Regions from separate parts of the Homo sapiens genome. Here region 2 is linked to region 1. A link is a contact called in ENCODE Hi-C or POLR2A ChIA-PET data. All regions are on one chromosome and are shown on one strand. Each heading gives the region's core, a stretch centred on a gene start or an enhancer-like site at or near the end of the contact. The rest is flanking DNA. Distances are from core to core; before and after follow the strand shown. Region 1 holds the start of ROMO1 (reactive oxygen species modulator 1). Region 2 has its middle 16 kb from the start of EPB41L1.

Region 1 (3,047 bases), core at 403-2,902:
ATAGTAGTTGATTAGGTAAGGGAGCATGGCATCAAGCACCCGGGGGTCCTGAACACAACAGAACAGATCATTTTCCTTGAGCGCATCGTCAATTCAGGTCCCACTCCACCCCTCAGACCTGGCCACCCTGCCTTAAGACACTCTCAACCCCTCAGGCACTGCCTAGAGGAGGCCTCAAACATTCTTTTGTTCCCACAAAACTACCCACCAAATATCAACCTAATACACTCCCACTCACAACCCATCCCAACTCGGATTGTTCTGCCTCCCCTCAGGTAGTCTACAAACACTGCCTTGTTCCGACATCTGTTTCTGCTGGTGTTTCCATTCCTGCCAGGTAATGTGATCTATAAGGGGCTGGGACAGGACAGGGCCTAGGCAAACACCCCTGGTCACACATTGGTGAAAACTTGCATTAGTCTTTTAACCCGTTTAATACTTGTCCAAGTTCACACAGTTACTAAGTGGCCGTTCTGCTCATTCCAGAGCCCATGCTTTTAACTAATACTATAGAGCCTGCGCTGAAGTGATCTGACCAAGGTCAATTGCTAGTGAGTAGTAAAGCCAATGCCAGTGGCCTCGAATTTAAGCCTCCCGACTCCTCGCTCAGTGCTTTTTCCAGCACACCTTCACGGCTCTCACTTCTCCAGGGATTCAGCCATTTCTTTGCGTGATCACGCCCATCATTTACTTCCTATAAGCAGCCTTGGGAAAAGCTTCATCCTTACCAGAGGAGTTGTAGCTTGCACATCCATATAGAGAGGTCGCAGCACTGGCCCCACCTCCGGGGCAGCGGCTGTATCTGCGGGAACCGCAGACTGAGGAGCACGGTCTCCAACTGATAAAAAATGGAACGGAGTAGCCAAGTAAGACCGAAGGCAACTATGAACGCATGGCATCCAAAGGGCAGAAGGAAAAATCTGGCTGGAGGTGAGATAAGTGTAAGGGATGCTAGGGTCGAATCTCAATGGAAAGAAAACAACACCAGATACCTGACACGCTGTAAAAGGAGGTAAGGGAGAGGGAGAGAGGGTTCCTGGAGGGGGTGTTGAGTTGATATTCAAATGGTATCGTAGGAAGGAAGGCTCTAAAGGGCAAAGACGTTTAGAAGGAACGTGGAGCCAGAGTAGGTGCAGTCCCTTCTGACCGAAGGTAACGGTCTGCACGGGAGCCCGGAGCAGCATCTGTAACTTGGCCAGGAGCGGTCTGAAGGACGCGCCTCCACGGCTCTGGGGGCCTGTCGCGCAGGGTGCGAGGGGTGGTGCGCCGGGGTCAACCGTTCGGGGACCCGCCTAAGAAAGTTTGAGGGATGTGTCATTTGAGAGAAGGGTCAGAGGGTCTGGGCAGCAGGGTGGACAGGAAGGCTCCGGAATATTCAGTTGCGTCGCCGCGCGGAGGGGACAGGTCCGCGCCTCCCGGAGAGCGGGACCCGAGCGTACCGCGCAGGCGCAGCCCCCGAGTGGGCGCCGCGGGCTTCGGCCCTGGAGCCGCTGTCACCGCCACTGCCGCCCGCCTCCAAGCGGCTCGGAGCAGCATGGTCCCGCTGGCAGAGCCCACCTTCCGAAGCCGCTGCAGTCCTGGGCCCCAGGCTCCCGGAAGTGCTGCCCGGCGCTCCGGAAGCGATTCATCGGGCCGCGAGCGCCCTCCCCGTCGTTTTCCGTGAGAGACGTAGAGCTGAGCGACCCAGCCCGCGAGCGAGGTGAGGTAGGCGCCGGGCGACGCGGGGCCGGAACGCGAAGAGGGTGGTGGAGTCGGGCTACCCACTGATTTTCCTTCCCTTACTTCCCCTGAGCCCTTGGGCCCACTTCCCAGCCTACCGCTTCCGTCCCCGCCCGACTCTTGGGCCAGCGCCTGGGCCCACACTTTCCTATCCCCCGCAGATGCCGGTGGCCGTGGGTCCCTACGGACAGTCCCAGCCAAGCTGCTTCGACCGTGTCAAAATGGGCTTCGTGATGGGTTGCGCCGTGGGCATGGCGGCCGGGGCGCTCTTCGGCACCTTTTCCTGTCTCAGGTGAGGGGCGCGGGCGGTGATCTCTGGGCAGGACAACCAGACCTTCCGGCCCTGCCCCATTCGGCCTGGAGCCTGAACACAGCCTCCTTCTTTCGACTTCCCTCTCTGTCCCCTCGCGAGCCAGACTCATTCCAAACCACCTTCAATCTGTAAAGTCAGGTTGGAAGCGTCAGTGCTTAAGAATTTGAGCTTTAGAGTCAAAATGCTTTCTGGCCCTTTTCTTACTGGTTCGGTGACTTTAGGCAAGTTGGAGACTGGGTTTCCTTAAGTGTAGAATGAAGACAGTAGCATCTAACTTATAGAGTTGTAAAAATTCGATCAGCACACTTTGCACAGCATCTGGCACATATTAAGTGCTCAGTAACTAGTTACTACTGTTGCTTTTATTTTTTTTTCCAATTGCGCATAAGGAAAGAAACTCGTTCAGCGGTTTTACTATTCTGGATACAGGATACAGAGATAAAGCAGTTAAACTTTACACTCTAAAGGTCATTTTCACATTTAGAGGCTGTTATTGCCATATCCCTAGATTGTAAATTATCATTTACAGAGCACTTACTCTATGTTAAGCACTGTGCTAAATACTGTAGTTTTCAAAATCCTGTAAATAATGTTGAGATGCCCATTTTACACTTGACACTATGTGTAAATTGTAGAGCTGACTCTTGAACCCCCACCTTACTCCAAAATCATTAACACCAAGAAACTAAAAGACAGATGTCTTTATTGGGTCTTAAACTGCAGGCAACACCAGTCAAAAAAGCTGGTTTCTCTATGTATTTTACACTGCATCTGCTGCCTCCCACAAACTGAAGGCAGTTAATACGACATCCACCAGAAAAATACCCTGGAGACCCAGATGGATCTTTTTCCTTCTCATTACCCACCCCAGGTAGTAAGATATAATATCCAGTAAGTGGAAAATCAGATGTAGGGGTTGCTAGACTAGTGTTAGCAAAAAATTGGAAAGGAGCAGTTAATACTCTTTCTGATATTTTTGTTACCAAATAGCTCCATCTTGGTTTCCTCCTCAGGA
Region 2 (3,047 bases), core at 215-2,714, 440 kb after region 1:
TCCCAAAGTGCTGGGACTATAGGCATGAGCCACTGCGCTGGGGCAGCTAATTAAAAAAAATTTTTTTTGGATACAGATTGGGTCTCACTATGTTGCCCAGGCTGGTCTCAAACTCCTGGGTTCAAGTTATCCTCCTGCCTCAGCCTCCCATAGTGCTGAGATTATAGGCATGAGTCACCGCACCCAGCCTGAATACTTTTTTTATGTTTTGAGACTGAGTTCCGCTTTTGTTGCCCAGGCTGGAGTGCAATGGCGCGATCTTGGCTCACGGCAATCTCCGCCTCCTGGGTTCAAGCGATTCTTCTGCCTCAGCCTCCTGAGTAGCTGGGATTACAGGCATGCACCACCGTGCCCGTCTGATTTTGTATTTTTAGTAAAGATGAGTTTTCTCCATCTTGGCCAGGCTGGTCACAAACTCCTGACCTCAGGTGATCTGCCCGCCTCGGCCTCCCAAAGTGCTGGGATTGCAGGCATGAGCCACCATGCCCAGCCAAATTTTTTAATATGAAAAAAGTGAAACTATATCCATTAAACAATAACTCCCATTTCCTCCTCCCCCAACCTGTGGCAGCTGCCATTCTCCTTTCTGTAACTGCAAATTGGACTAGATACCTCAGATAAGTGGAATCATACAGTGTTTGTCTTTTTGTGACTGGCTTTTGTTACTTAGTATAATGTCCTCAAGTTCACCCATGTTGTCATATGTATCAGAATTCCCTTCCTTTCTAAAGCTGAATAATATTCCATTGTATATATGTACAACATTTTGTTTATCCACTCATCTGTCGATGGACACTTGTTGCTTCCACCTCTTGGCTATGTGAATAATGCTGCTATGGCCTTGGCTGTACAGAGATCTCTTTGACACCTTGCTTTCAATTATTTTGGATATAGCCTCAGAAGTGGAATTGCTGGGTTGTATGGTTAGCACTTTTTTTTTTTTTTTTTTTGAGACAAGAGTCTCGCTCTGTCAGCCAGGCTGGAGTGCAGTGGCACGATCTCAGGCTCACTGCAGCCTCTGCCTCCCAGGTTCAAGCAGTTCTCCTGCCTCAGCCTCCCGAGTAGCTGGGATTACAGCTTCTCCACCCCGCCCGCTAATTTTTGCATTTTTAGTAGAGACAGGGTTTCACCATGTTGGCCAGGCTGGTCTCGACTCCCAGCCTCAGGTGATCTGCCCGCCTCAGCCTCCCAAAGTGCTGGGATCACAGGCATGAGCCACCACATCCAGCCAGCACATTTTTTAAAGCCACTATTTATTGCATGCTTAATATGTGCCAGGAACTGGGTTAATGATTTGACATATATTGCCTCACTCAATCCCTGCGTCCACTCTGAGTAGTAGGAAGAATTATCCCCAGTTTGTAGCTGAGAAAATAAAGACTCAGAGAGGTTAAGTTATTTGCTCAAAGTCTCACAGCTAGGAAGCTTTGGAACATGCACTGGAGCTTTGACCTGCCGCCAAAGCCTTGCTTTTAACTATTGTGACATGCTGCCTCCCAGTGGCCTCTCTCTCCACCTGTCTATAGAATTTTCTGCCTCTGTTGTGTCCCATTTTTTTTTTCTCTCTTGCCTTGTGTGTGTTCACTCTCTCTGGAAACTTTGAACAACTTAAGTAAAGGCCCTTTGACTGCCAAGAAGTTTTGTGAGTTGGAAACTTAGAGCGGGAGGCCTGTAATTTGCTTTCTAATCATGGTCCTCTGGATTTATAGCTGCCTGTCTCCCAGTGACTGACAGGCTCTTATTCAGCCTCTTGTGGTGATTGCCTTGTGGATCCACAGAAAGCCGGCCCAAGAGGGCCAGCTTCCTGGGTACAGGGACGCTGTACCCCCAGAGAGGCAGTGTGGGAAGGGAGACGGCCCGGCTAGGCCAACGAGGATTCTCTTGGCTCACTGATTTCCTAGCAACAACAGAGGCAGAAAATTTTACAGAAAGGTGGGAAAAGAAAGGCTATGAAGTAGATTCCAGTACAATTGCCTTTTTCTGATTTTCAAAACTATCAGAGCAAAAATATTCCTAAATTTGTTTCGAGTTTTATAAGTTCAAGCCAGACTTACGGTTTGCATGATAGTCAGTTATCTTTCTGTCATCCTTTAAAAAAAATTTTTTTGTTATGCAAAATTTCAAACATACATAAAAATAAAGAGTATAGTGTAATGCACTTCTGTGAACCCATTGCCTAGGTTTAGCAATGATTAATACATAGAGTCACAGCTTGTCTATCCAATAACACAGAAGTTTAAATTTTTCCTCATTCACAGCACTAGCTCAGCGCTTCAGACCTAGTTGTTGCTCAGTAAATAAATAGATGCTGACTGATTACAAAGCCCTTCCCCTCTCTGGGTCTCAGTTTCCCCATCTGTGCAGTAAAGGGATAGGATTAAGTGCTTTCTTCTTATTATTATTTATTTATTTTTTTTAAGACGGAGTTTCACTCTTGTTGCCCAGGCTGGAGTGCAATGGTACGATCTGGGCTCACCGCAACCTCTGCCTCCTGGGTTCAAGCGATTCTCTTGCCTCAACCTCCTGAGTAGCTGAGATTACAGGCATGTGCCACCATGCCTGGCTAATTTTGTATTTTTAGTAGAGATGGAGTTTCTCCATGTTGGTCAGCTGGTCTCGAACTCCCGACCTCAGGTGATCCGCCCACCTTGGCCTCCCAAAGTGCTGGGATTGCAGGCATGAGCCACCGTGCCCGGCCTAGGTGGTTTTTTTTTGTTGTTGTTGTTTGTTTGTTTGTTTTTGAGACAGAGTCTCGCTCTGTCACCCAGGCTGGAGTGCAGAAGCGCAATCTCTGCTCACTGCAACCTCTGCTTCCCAGATTCAAGTGATTCTTGTGCCTCAGCCTCCTGAGTAGCAGGGACTACAGGTGCGCGCCACCACACCTGGCTACTTTTTGTATGTTTTTTTTTTTTTTTTTTTAGTAGGGATGAGGTTTCGCCATGTTGGCCGTGCTGGTCTTGAACTCCTGGCCTCAAGTGATCCAACCACCTTGGCCTCCCAAAGTGCTGGGATTACAGGCATGAGCCACCGCACCCAACCAGGATTAA

What was found. A loop is a pair of places that touch in the nucleus more often than their neighbours do. ChIA-PET counts read pairs that join two places held with the same protein, here RNA polymerase II (POLR2A). Pooled maps may share reads with other maps.
Region 2: a pooled map shows a loop between it and region 1 (3-fold over the local background). The contact joins the enhancer-like site here to the promoter of ROMO1 in region 1. A Hi-C loop is called at or near these places in 1 of 168 maps with a recorded cell type or tissue (psoas muscle) and 2 of 50 pooled maps. POLR2A ChIA-PET finds 5 or more read pairs at or near these places in 3 of 52 experiments (Caco-2, H1 and MCF 10A).

The regions. Positions count from the first base shown.
Region 1 is chr20:35,697,753-35,700,799 of GRCh38, forward strand. ROMO1 (reactive oxygen species modulator 1) reads left to right here and starts at 1,653. Exons shown (of 3, transcript NM_080748.3): 1 at 1,653-1,704; 2 at 1,881-2,011; 3 at 3,046-3,047. The coding sequence starts at 1,881. NFS1 (NFS1 cysteine desulfurase) reads right to left here and starts at 1,600. Exons shown (of 13, transcript NM_021100.5): 1 at 1,440-1,600; 2 at 729-838; 3 at 1-48. The coding sequence starts at 1,536. RefSeq lists enhancers at 1,167-1,826, 1,827-2,486, 2,058-2,277 and a silencer at 1,378-1,567.
Region 2 is chr20:36,137,332-36,140,378 of GRCh38, forward strand. It overlaps a transcript of EPB41L1 not described here. Among named protein-coding and RNA genes, the nearest start is that of EPB41L1, 16 kb to the right of the region's middle. RefSeq lists an enhancer at 1,545-1,594. Within about 2 kb of position 1,465, at least 5 of the 41 ENCODE cell types and tissues checked have a DNase peak (open chromatin) inside an H3K27ac peak, as active enhancers do.